Linked DNA regions of Homo sapiens: region 1 is linked to region 2. A link is a loop called in an ENCODE intact Hi-C map of the cell type or tissue named here. Cell type or tissue: Calu3. All regions are shown on one strand. Links, peaks and the distances in the headings refer to the core of each region. The heading gives the core; the rest is flanking DNA.

The links. Hi-C counts contacts between places; a loop is a spot of excess contacts. Peaks named below come from ENCODE experiments on the same cell type or tissue, not always from the same donor. Only the 100,000 strongest peaks of a DNase experiment are listed, where the experiment ranks them.
Region 1: a loop joins it to region 2, with 1.9 times the contacts of the local background. A loop is called at or near these places in 1 of 110 quality-filtered maps.

What each region holds. Positions count from the first base shown.
Region 1 is chr5:124,400,461-124,405,460 of GRCh38, forward strand. All of the region lies in intron 3 of LINC01170 (long intergenic non-protein coding RNA 1170), which reads right to left. LOC105379155 (a long non-coding RNA gene) reads left to right here and starts at 3,050. Exons shown (of 3, transcript XR_001742872.2): 1 at 3,050-3,120. RefSeq lists an enhancer at 1,684-1,853 and a cis regulatory region at 1,769. In Calu3, for the core only: no CTCF peak of the experiment used is centred there; DNase peaks (open chromatin) are centred at 1,801 and 3,011.
Region 2 is chr5:124,055,325-124,062,803 of GRCh38, forward strand. It overlaps LINC01170 (long intergenic non-protein coding RNA 1170), which reads right to left. Exons shown (of 6, transcript NR_125774.1): 5 at 7,094-7,186; 6 at 4,470-4,624. Among named protein-coding and RNA genes, the nearest start is that of LINC01170, 380 kb to the right of the region's middle. RefSeq lists an enhancer at 1,388-1,577. In Calu3, for the core only: no CTCF peak of the experiment used is centred there; a DNase peak (open chromatin) is centred at 1,977.

The sequences.
Region 1 (5,000 bases), core at 1-5,000, 350 kb after region 2:
ACATGGTCCTAAAATCAAAGTGTACTTTCCAAATAACTCATGTTAGAAACCTGGACATCTCTAACGCTATGAAGAGGATACGTAGTCCATAGCTGGATTTCTGAGCAATTCTTCTTCCCTTTTTTTCATTCCCTTTGTTTATACCCCAGAATTCTCTCCTCTAAACTTTGAAAAATCCTCCTGATTTGAAACGAATCTATTTTATCTGCCTACCACATCTTTTTTCCTCCAAATTGGGTAGCATAACACTCAAGTAATGGCATACTCCTGCCCCACAGGCTAAAAATACCCAAGTAGACAAAGAATGTTCTTCAGTATGAACATCTGATGTTAATATTTTTTTCCCAAATCATTCTTTCAAGGGCAAGTGTGAGTGAAAAGCACTCACATGGTGAGTGGTGCCATGTCACCATGGCATTTCCTTTATCAAGCAAGTCCATCATTCAAATCCTTAATGGGTAATTGTCAGGGGTGGGAGAAGAACTTCTCATACTTTAGTATGCATATGAATATTACCTGGGAATCTCGTTATATTCTGATCCCATGGGTGTGGGCTGGGCCCCAGAGTCAGCATTCCTAACCAGCCCCCAGTTGGTGTCGAGGCTGCTGGTCTGGGAACTATACTTGGGGTAGCACCAACCTATTTTTAAACTATTATTTTTAGTTATTTAAATTCTAAATTGCTTGTTTTGAACTTTTTCCAGTTTACTGAAGATTTTGGAAGGTATGAGATAAATAAGAAAAGATACAAAGGAAAATCCAGTGATCTCAGCCAGCAAAAGCAATAGGAGTGGAAAGGCCATAGGCCAGTGCTGGGTTGGTGAGTTGCAGGTGGATCTGAGAAGGCAGCAGACGCAATGTCTCACCCTGAAGTTCCAAACCCGCCACTGCCCTCCCCACCCTACTCTGTCCTCCTTCCCCATCTGATTCCTGAACTTCATGCCTCAGAGACCCTCTGGGTACCATTACGGGTAAGTTCAGAGGTGAATTGTTAGTTAATGACTGAGCAGGGTTGGGAGCAGGGAGCTGAGAACTAGAAACAAACAGAGGCTAAAAGTTTGAATGAGATATGTGCGAGTTTCTCTGGGAGGCAGGGTGCAAGGACAGAGGAAGGATTGTCAAGAAGGAAAGGAAAAGCACCCACAGTGAAACCTGAAAGAGGCCCAAAACAAAACTCCCCTGATTTCCTCATTGCCTCAGGGCTGGGCCCCAGGTACATTTATTTCTTTTCTAATTACCTACACCTGAGTGAACATAGACAGGTATTTATATCTCAGTGAGCTGTTTAGGTGTGTTTATTTAGGTTTTATTTATAATCCCAGATTAGGTAATTTCCTTTTAAAAATTATAGGTGGACTGTGATGAGAAAGAGCTTTTATCTGATTGTTAGTAAGATCATAGGCGTAAAGAGAATTTTGCTTTTGAAAACTTACAAGGGCTATTGAGTTTTTCAATTAAACAATGTGGCCCTTCTAAGGTTACTAAAGAGAAACCCACATATTCACAATCAACCTCTAAGGCTGTTGAGGTTTCTCAGTTCTTTGAACCTCGAACACTCTGTGTTCCTAAGCCACTAGAGGTGGAAACAAAATAGAGCCGCTTATCACATTTCTTCTATTCCACACCTCAGTATTGTCATCGTCTCCACTTGCCCTTCAGCGGAGGAGATTAATAGATTTCAACAGGACCTTTTGTGGGCTCAGAGGAGCTGGCTCTGCACTTATTTGCCCTCTTTGTGTGGTTGTAAAGTGTTCTGACCAGATGACTCGGCATTGCCAGTAAGAACCCAGCCCCATGCCACAGGGACTCTATGGCCAGAAGCACTGCTTCCTCTGCCTTGTTTCTTGAGATCAGTGAAACAGGAATATTTTCTTGCGAAACCCTGATTCAATAACTGGTGGCTCAGAGCCCACAATAAAATCATGGTAACAGTCTATAAACATCAAAACATTAATCCTTTCCAAGTAGGAGCTGACGAGAATAAGCCTAATTGCAGTAATGACCTGAAGTATAGATGCTGCTCTGCATAAACTCTCACTCCCTGGTGGGAATGTTCCCATGGAACTCTGGGACTGTGCCATGCACACACCTAACTCTAATAATACTAAATCTAAACATGGGCATTCCTGCTGGATGAGCGGACTGATAGTCATTAAAGGCCTAAAAGGTAAAAAATTATTACTACTTTAAATCACTTTCCAAAGACTAAGCATTTTTTAAATTGTTAATGATGGCCCCATTCTCTCATTTAATTTCATTTTTAATTTTTAACTTTAAAAAACACTCCAGTTAGATACAAATATTTTAATTTTTATTTATTAGGGACCATATATTTATGCAATATCCATGTTTGCTACCATAGGCACTTGAGCTGTGATGATTTCACTTTGGTAACTTGAAAATGTATATAATAGATTTTTAAAATTAATTTGTAACAGGAATAAAAATTACCACAGTGTGAGAATTCACAAAGCTCCCTCTCCTTCCCCTTTTTCTATCCTCACTCCACAACTGGCACTAGCTTTTAAAGGGGATGAATTTTTGCATCCTGGATCAGCGCCTGGACTTTTCTTTGGAAAAACAAACAAAGAGAATGGATAAAACTGAAAGAAAATGGAAAACATCCCTTCACTATTCTGGTGGGATTGACCCCATCCCCAACTCCAAAGATGGGCCCTAATTTGTTTATCCAAATAATACACATACACACACACACACACACACACACACACACACACACACACACACACACAGCCCACCTTCTGTGGAGGCCTCAGTCGCTATGACAAGATCCAGTGTTGTTTTCTCCATAGTAATGATGACTTTCCTTGTTTTTTGGTTTGTTTGTTTACTAGAAAAATTAATTCCCTGGAACTGAGGACTTTGGTGTCTTTTTCACTCCTATGCCCAGCACCTAGCACAATGGCACAGCATCTGACACATAGTAAATAATCAATATTGCTATTGCAGTAGCTTCCTAACTGGTCAAATTACTTCTGATCCCGCCCCGCCCTCTCAGTGCAGCCCCACCCTCTGCACCTCTGTACCTGTGCAGCAGCTTCCTCTGGCCAGCATGGTGTCCACAGCCCAGAACCTGGCACTAGGAGATTCCTGGAGAAAGTGAGCCTTCTTGTCTGACTGTCCAGAGAGTGAGAGAAAGTGTGGCAAGTATTTTTGTATATAAGCTTCCTAAAAATAACTTGTTATAGAGCCACATGAATACCTGCTTACGAAGCATTTTATCAGCCTCACGAAACATGTGAAAAGGAATTACATAAAATTAGTAAGACAGATCTGAAAAATGTTTTCATTTAAAGTAAAATTCAAGATTTGTTATCTGATAATATTTTGTGATGATTATATATATCTAAAGAAAGATAAATTTCTTTTTGAAACTTATTCTCCCTTTTCTTTCCTCAATAACGTTTAATTTTTTATGTAAGAAGTCCAACATACTTAGAAGTATACACAGAGAATGACTTAATAAAAACTTACATAGCTGCAACTTAGATTTGACAAATATCAATACATTTCTAAACATCTTTATTTAAAAATAAAATTGGATATTTTCACATAATTGAAGTTCATAAAAAGATTTGAGCCACAAAAAAAGAGTTTGAATATTACTGTAACATAAAAGTTTGAAAGATTTTTGTTGAATGATTTTAAATGTTACTGAATCAAATTGATGCAGGTTCTTTGGAAATAAAATAAATTTAGGCAAAATTACTTCATCACAAATACCTGAGTGTTTTAATTTTTGTGTGAATAATATTAAAATGTGACTGAGGTTAATATGCAGCTAGAAATCATACATCTAGGAGATGGATCTGAGGTTCACCTATCTTTTTATAGTGAATTTTGAAATATAGGCAAGCACAGCATAATGATGGTTCCATCAATGACAAAGGGCATATATAGTGGTAATCCTGTAAGACTAGAATACTGTATTTTTACTGTACCTTTTTAATGCTCAGATATGTTTAGATATGTAAATACTTACCATTGGGTTACAATTGTTTACAGTATCCAGTATAGTAACATGCTATACAGGTTTGTAGCCTAGGAGCAGTACCATATTGCTTAGGTGAATAGTGGGTTATACCACCTAGGTTTGTGTAAATACATTCTATTATGTTCACACAATGATGATACTGCCTAATCACACATTTCTCAGGACGTATCTCTGGCATTAAGCAATGCATGACTGTAAAAGGAAATTATGCCTTTTTTTCTCCAAATAGTAATTCTCTTCTAGAACACTATTCCTCCTACTTATGTGTTCTAGTATGTGGGTTGGTATGCCTTGTATGATGTACAACAGGTCTTTCCTAGTTAGGAGAGATATTTAAACAAAGGTAGAAAGAGAATTTTTAAAAAGAATGGAGAAAATTAAAGACCACTTCTTTCTTAATTGAAGGACTATGGTTGTAAAAACTTTTGATCATTTCCCTTCTCTACCCTTGTAAATACATGTGTAATCAAGTACTGACCTTTTGGTACTGGAAACAGGAAACACCTGATGTACAAGGTTATCTTTCCTGTAGAACATGTTGTCAGACGCACAGCTGAATTAAGGGTGGATCAGGCAGGCTGCTGCTTGGGAAACTGTTCTGTAAGAGGGGCTAAGAGAATCGTGGAAATGTCACAAGATGGAGGAACTTGTATATGCCACGTTTCTTCTTAGGGAAAAGGATGGGATACTAAGATGGGGCTAAGACCCGAGAAGGCGATATTTGCATCTGACTTCCAAGAAGAGCAAGCCAGAGGCACAGCCTCTGTGGGCACAGCCGTGCTGAGTGGAATATCCACACCTGGTAGAGCCAAATAGCCTAAGACATGAAAGGGGACACCGAGGGACCCAGAAGTTCCCACTGCACATTGCTCCCACACAGAGCTCAGACTCTCTTCGATATAAATGTACAAATATTGAAAGAATATGGTTTTAAAATAAAATTATCAACCTGCCAGGATGCCCCCAGTCCCCATCTAGGCCTGGT
Region 2 (7,479 bases), core at 1-5,000:
ACATTTGCATCTGGAAGTTCACATTCTATAACCTCCATCAATACATGTGGATACTCCAGGGCACATCCTCTGTGCCATTTCCAAATGCCCTATGGGGCTCACTCTTCAGACACAAGTCACATAATCTATGTAGTTCCACCTGCCTTTTCACAGATATCCTCATAGTGTGCTTTCTTAGGCTGGGATCCCCCAGGATCTGACTCCAGATAAGGATTTTAATACAAGTGCTTTATTTGTGAGGGGATCCAAGTAGCACCAGTAGTGGGATGAGGAAATGAGAGAGGGAAGGTAAAGAAGCCGCTAAACGGTGCCCTACTGAGCCAGTTATCATGGTGGGCAATGGGGGCATAACCCCACTGGGGACTGTTGAGAGCCAGTGTAAAACATATCTCAGAGTTCTCACCACTGGGGTATATATCCACCAACTCCCATGTGCCATTGGCTGCTCTCTGGGGGAATGAAATCCCAGTGCTTCCAGCCTGCACTCTTTGTAAGTCAATGGAAGCTGTTAGGAGGAAAGCCAAAAAGTCTTGCAGTAGGGCCCCATCTGTACGTGTGGGACAAGTGAGAGCTGAGAGGGTGAGAGTGAGCAAATGTGGCTGCTGATGGTGCCATAAGACTCCTTTATACCTCAGTTGTCCAAATGCTACTGTCCACAAACCATATGGCAGGTTTTCAAACCAGTCACAGAAACACATTCATCTGCCACACTTCTTCCTTGCATTCAGAAGCTTGACAGTGATGAGTTTTACTTGACTATGTCTTTAGAAACAACTCTGGGCTTGTTCTGTAACCCTAACAGAGGCAGCTGGAATTTACAAACCCACTGTGAAATGTGATGGGCTCAGTGTGTTTCTTCTCCAGCAGTGTCTTACTTCTCTTAGTGAAATTTCTGTCCCAATCTTGTGAATAGAAAAGCGAGGCTGGGGGTTTGGGGATGGAGTGGGAGGAAGGAAAATCTACATCATAGAGAAGGTTTACATATAGAAAAACACAGCATAGTGGGGTAGATCTCAAAGTCTATTGCAGTTTTCTGAAGGGCAGAAGGTGGGTTTTTTGTTGTTGTCTATCATTTTCCTTAGAATTACCAAGGGTAAATTAAGTGCTGCTCTAGAAGCCCTGTCATGGCCAACAACTCGGCAATGGACTGTTGAGGTCTTGAGGTTTCTGCAGAGGTATTTTCAGTTGGTGGGGCTCCAGCACTTTCTTGTTCCGCAGTTCTAAGCCTATTTGCATGAAGCATTCTTCAGGTTAACTGCTCAACTCTCACCTTCATGAATCTGGCATATGAGCAATTATCTCTCTCCAAGGACCGGCATTTGTTGGTCTGATTTTCTCGTTCATAGAGTGATGAGATTTCTGCTTGACGTCCTAGTGCCCCTGAGCCTGGCAGGACATGAGTGGTACTCCTGGGCAACCACAGCACTGTTCCAGATAAGAGCAGTTCTCACTCTGAGGACCCTCAAGTCTTCCATGAACTCAGGTCCTTAAAGACACAAGAACAAATACCTAAACGGGAACTGCGCCGAGACGTGTGTATGTGTGTACATGTGGGTACCTTATGTGGAAGCACACACATGTACATGTGCGCAGGAGCTGAAGGGAGCATGATAATTCCCTACGATGCCATGAATAAGAGAACAGCTGTTTATCTCAGATATTAAAAGAATGTCAATTGGGTTGAGTTTTCTTTTGGCACAAGAATAAGGAATGCTTAAGTTTCCCACTTGCATTTAATTTATTTTTAGGTTTATTCACCACCATTTGTCAGGTTTCTTGAGCGTGACCTGAAACTGACCTTTAGATAAACGTGAAGGCAAACAGAGCCCTGAAACTCTATCTGTATGTTCTTTTGTCTTGGGAACTGTAAATCGGGGCATTAGGTGAATAACACAGCTTGGCTTTGTGTCATGAAAAGTAATTCGGGCTGTGGTAAGGGCAGGATTTATGAAGCTGTCTGGCTAGACTTGGGCAAAATGCCAGCTTACACCTGCCTTGCAGATATGGATGTGTGCAGTTGTCACCTTGCTGAAGCAGCCAAATTCCTTTCACTGGATAGAGGCATTGCTCTGCCACCAAAGCTGGGAGCGGGTAGGGAGGCACTGGTGGGGGCACCTGCTGTGGAGGAGCGAAACAGTCTTTAGGAAACAGACAGCATAGACTTCCCTTTTTGAACTTCCCTTTTCTAACTCCCAGGCAAAACTCTCTTTAAAAAAAAATGTAATTACTATTTCCAAAACATTGTAAGTAATCTTGTGGGGTTGGCAAGAAAATGAAAGTAAATCAATTTGCAAAGCTTTACAGCTTTTTTTTTTTTTTTTTAATGAGAGATTGTGTCATAGCTAAGGTGGCTATATAATTTATCATCCAAACAGGGACACTTTTCAAAGTGAAAAAGGGAGGGCTGTAATTAATTCAGCCAGGACAACAGGCATAAATTGGGGCTGTCTGAGGCAAACCAGGATGGACGAGGACCCTAGTCATGAAAATTTACACTGCCACACAATGAACCCACCAAAGGACTGTTGTGTTACAAGGATGCTTCTCTAAGAAGTGACAGAAATTACACTGTCTCGTTGATGGTGCTGGACTCCCTCCACAAAGCAGATGGCCAAATTGTCATGATGCCAAATCACACTGCAGAATTTCTGTAGTAAAATCGTCATGCGCCCTTTTTCTCAGTGCCTTCCCCATCTCAGAAAAGTGCAAAAGCTCAGCAAATCCTTGCTTTTCCTGAGAATGGCCATCAGATAATATACAAAGCCTGGTCAGCATCTGATTAATTAGGATAAAGGCACAAGGGAGAATGTACAGTGTATGGGGAATAGCACTGATCTTTTTTATCTCAATGCTAATGAACTTTGACATGAACTTCCCCTTCTCCAGCAAAGTCATTTCTTAGAGTTTTCAGCTTTCTCCCCACTTTCTCATACTTTATAGCTTCACTGGTGTATTCATTTCATATGGATGCCATAACAAATAATAAAAAAATTTGGTGTCTAAAAACGAGAAATTATTTTCTCATAACACTGGGAGCCAGAAGTCTGAAATCAAGACGTCAGCAGGACTATGCTCCCTCCAAAGACTTTAGGGGAGAATTCTTCCTTACCTCTCCCAATTTGTGGTGGCTCCTGGTGTTCTTTGGCTTGTGGCAACATAACTGCAAACTCTGCCCCTCTTTCCACATGGCCTTCTTCTTGGGTCTCTGTGTCCTTTCCTCTTTTATAAGGATACCTGTCATTGAACTTTGTGCCCACCTTATATCTGGGATAATTTCGTCTTGAGATTTTTAAATAACTACATCTGCAAAGATCTTATTTCCAAATAACATTCTGAGATTCTGGTTTGACACAGATTTGGGGGGGAACATTGTTCAACTCACTACAATTAGTAAATGACAAACAAATAAATTTCTAAAAAGTAGTCCTTAAACTCCTGGCGACCCCTAGCCCCCATCCAGGTAATTGACTGCATGTGTTGTGAAACCCAGTGCCTCTACATTGCTTCTCTTGCTGTGCGGTTCACATGACAGTCCAGAGGAGGAGGCTACCCACAGAGAATGTATAACTTGAACTCAGCCTTAATAGAAGCTTAATAGAAGTTTGGATAAATTGTGAGAAGGGAGAGGGCATTTGAGTTGAAATTTTAAATCTCTCTTTTAAGCGTCAGCCATAGTGATAACCAAAATGTCTCTTCCTTCTGTAAGAGCCTAAAATTCAACTCAAGCAGGCTTATGCAAAAATGGGCTAATGTATCAGCGATAGTAACGGAAAAGTCCAAGTCTAGGCCCAAGAATCACTGGATGTTGCTCCTGTAAGAGTGCTTTCAGAAATACACTAGTCTCTTCTTGACTTGGGCTTCCTCTGTTTTGACATAATTCCTTGAGAAATGGTCCCAAGCAGCTCCATACTAACAGGCTCTCACATTAGTAAATCCAACAGAAATTTCATGTTTCTTTCCCAGCAGTTCCAGAAAAAGTGGATGTTAAATGGCTGTGATGGTCACACGTTCTCTCCTGAGTAATCATTCTGTCAGGGGCTACTGTACTCCTCCTTCCAGGTCTGAGTCACCTGCCCTACTTAGAGCCATGGGGTGGAGTCAGCCATACCCAAATCATGTGGACTAAGCATGAGAAGAGTGAGGGAGGATTCACTTATTCTAGGAAAGCCATTGTGATGTTAGAGGGGAAGGAGAAATAAATGTAGGCAAACAAAAATAACGGCTGTCCACTCCCCTCACTCTGACAACTTTTACAACCACTTCAGACACTATCGGGAGAATTTCTATTCAGCTGTAAGAGCTGTGTCTGTCCCCAGATAATCCACAAAAATACAAAATGTCTGCTTTGGCACCACAGGTACCACAGATATGTTTTATTTACGCATGGTACCTTAGACCCTATTTTCAGGCAACTAGATGGAAGGTATATCAATCTGCTAGTACTGCCATAAAAAAAATCACAGACTGGGTGGCTTCAACAACAGAAATTTATTTCCTCACAGTTCTGGAGCTACAAGTCCAAGACCATTGTGCTGGCCAGCTCAGTTTCTGGTGAGGGCTCCCTTCCTGACTGGTAGGGGCCTGTCTTCTCCCTGTGTCCTCGCATGGCCTTTCCTTTGTGCTCCTGCAGAGAGAGAGAAAGAGAGAGAAAGTTCTCTTGTGTTTCTTTCTCTTATAAGGACACCAGTCACATTGGATTAAGGTTCTACCATTTTTTTTTAACCTCATTTAATCTTGATTACCTCCTTAAAGGCCACATCCCCAAATACAGTCACATTGGGGGTTGGGGATTCAACATATTGATTTTGAGGAAACACAGTTTAGTCCATAACAAACAGGAAAACATTTTTATTCCACTTACCTCTTACTTAATGTTTTCCAAAGACTTGAAGCAATACATTTTGACACTGATTAACTCTGCCATGTGGTGCCACTTCAAATATTTTTTCAAGTGCAAGATGTAAAATATTTTCCAGTTTCCAATCCATGATATCTCAGAGGTCACATCATGATCCCAAGCACAGCCAGAATCCTATCAGTCTTCCCCTATCAATTAACCCTACAATTGTTTCCATTTAATTGCCAGGTGTTTTTTCTCAGATTAGCAGGCCAACAACTAGACTGCTGCCTCCCAAAAATATTTTCAGACATGAATGACACACGTACACACAAATATTCTATGGCATGCAACATGATGAGATCCTAAGCATATACTGATGTTATAGCCAAGCCTGATTTATGGATGTAATCTCTAAGTATTATGGTGCTTGATTATTTGAATTTCTTTCCACTTAAGCTGACATCAATATATAGAAAAAAGACCATCTGAAAACATGTGATACCTATTAAGTGAAACACGAAACATGACTCTTAAAAGCAAATTGGTTACTAATTCCTGGAGCTGAGTTTATTTAAATCCCATTTAAACCAAGTACCTGTTCTAAGGAAACATTTAGAAATCAAAATCCAGAAAACAAAAGGAAAATTCAGCTCTGGCTCTAGGTTGCCTGATAAAATATTCTGACCCGATGCTGTGCCAAGTTCGCCCAGAATTTATAATACAATCCTTGTTTGAGTTTCTCAGGTACTCCAGATTGGAAATGCACCGAGTCACTATTCCCTCTGTGTTTGCCAATTTGACTTCAAAGTCACACATTAGAATTCATTAGCCAGTTATTGAACTACCCCCTTGTTCCTAGTGTGCAATTTAAAAAGAATTTACAAGTTAAAAAATAGTATAAAGACTACCTCTAAAATGTTTTCATTTTGGAAAAAAAAATCGTGTCTACTTAACACATTAGTTGCTTTTGACAAGCTTTAGTTTTAGATGACTTGGGTAGAATTCAGTGTGTCATTCTTGGCATCATGTTCTCACTGGAACCTTGACAATATTAACATCTCCATCTTTGAGAAGACTAAAACTGGAGTTACCGCAAATCTTGGATTCAATGCTTTTTAGTATTTACACTCAAAAGTATCCTTTTTTCACAGGCCCCCTTTTGAGAAAAGGCACAAAAAGCAGGGTGGGAGTGAATGAACGTTTAACCCCTGAAGGCTGTGCAGACACTTAAACAGAGAAATAAGCATTGACATTGCAGTCCAACGTAAAGGAGGTCCAATTAAAAGCTTTTTTTGTATTAACTAAGATAGATAGTTTTTAGTAAGTCTGCATATATATTTATATTCAGCTCTGTAGAATACAGGATAAATTTAGAATAACAATCATCTCTGGGGTTGGACTTATTTATTACTAATATTAGTGGTATTAACAAAAGGAAAATAGCACCGAGGAGTAATTATTATATCCAAGCTTTATGAGGCCTTTTTTTTGAAAAATGTTTTTCTAAACTGAAAATGAAGAGGATAACATCTTGAATGTAATCCTTGACAGCTTCTATTATGGTTTCTGTCACCTTTTAGTATACTTCCTAACTGTGCGTACTACAGAAAATGGCAAGGAATTAATCAGGTTGCCAAAAGAGTTGGGTTACACAGCATGCAGAAAGCACTTCAGCTACATTATTTGTACAATTTCTGTAGGGAGTTGTGCAATAGAGGCCTTAAATTTAATATGTCTGGCCCCTTTCCACCTGGACTCAGTTCAAACCCATTGCCTGCAGCTTGCTGAATCCAGAGTGGGAAATCAGTCATTATATTAGGAACCAATGGCAAATGATTCCAATTCACATTTTTCAGCTGGTACATTTTTTAACCTAGAGCAACACCAAATTGGAAAATTCTGCAATTCTGCAAGCTGGGCATTAGATCTATATTGCAGTCTAAATACATTTCTAGTCTTAAGAAGTTGACAAGATGATTTTTCTTTAGAATTTCTTTAGTTGATGTGCCATTGACAGAAATTTCAAGGTCTACCACATCATCACCTTTTGCTGGTCCTTTGTTTTTCTCACTGAGGGTAAGTGGTGGTGTCAGTGCCATAAACTGCAATAATCTATGAAACATTGACTCGACTCCTTTATGCCTGTGGCCACATTAGGTAAATTGAAAGGCCATATGCAGCAAAATGAAACTTTCTTGGAGATTGTTAAAAACAAACAAACAAACAAAAAATTCCAAGCATAGTGTCTCTTGCCTGTAATCCCAGCACTTTGGGAGGCTGAGGTGGGAAGATTGCTTGAGCCCAGGAGTTTGAGATCAGCATGGACAACATAGTGAGACCCCATATCTAAAACATAAAAATAAAAAAAAAATTAGTTGAGCATGGTGGCACGTACCTGTAGCCCCAGCTACTCAGGAGGCCAAGGTGGGAGGATTGCTTGAACCCAGGGGACTGAGGCTGTAGTGTGTTGTGATCATGCCACTGCATTCCAGCCTGGACAACAAAGTGAGGCCTTGTCTCATAAAAATAAATTATTTTTTATTAGTAAGTAAACATAAAGGAAAGTAATGCTATATGGAAAATGAAATGAAGAAGCAAGTAATAGAAAAAGAAAGGCCAACCACCTCTTAACCATATGA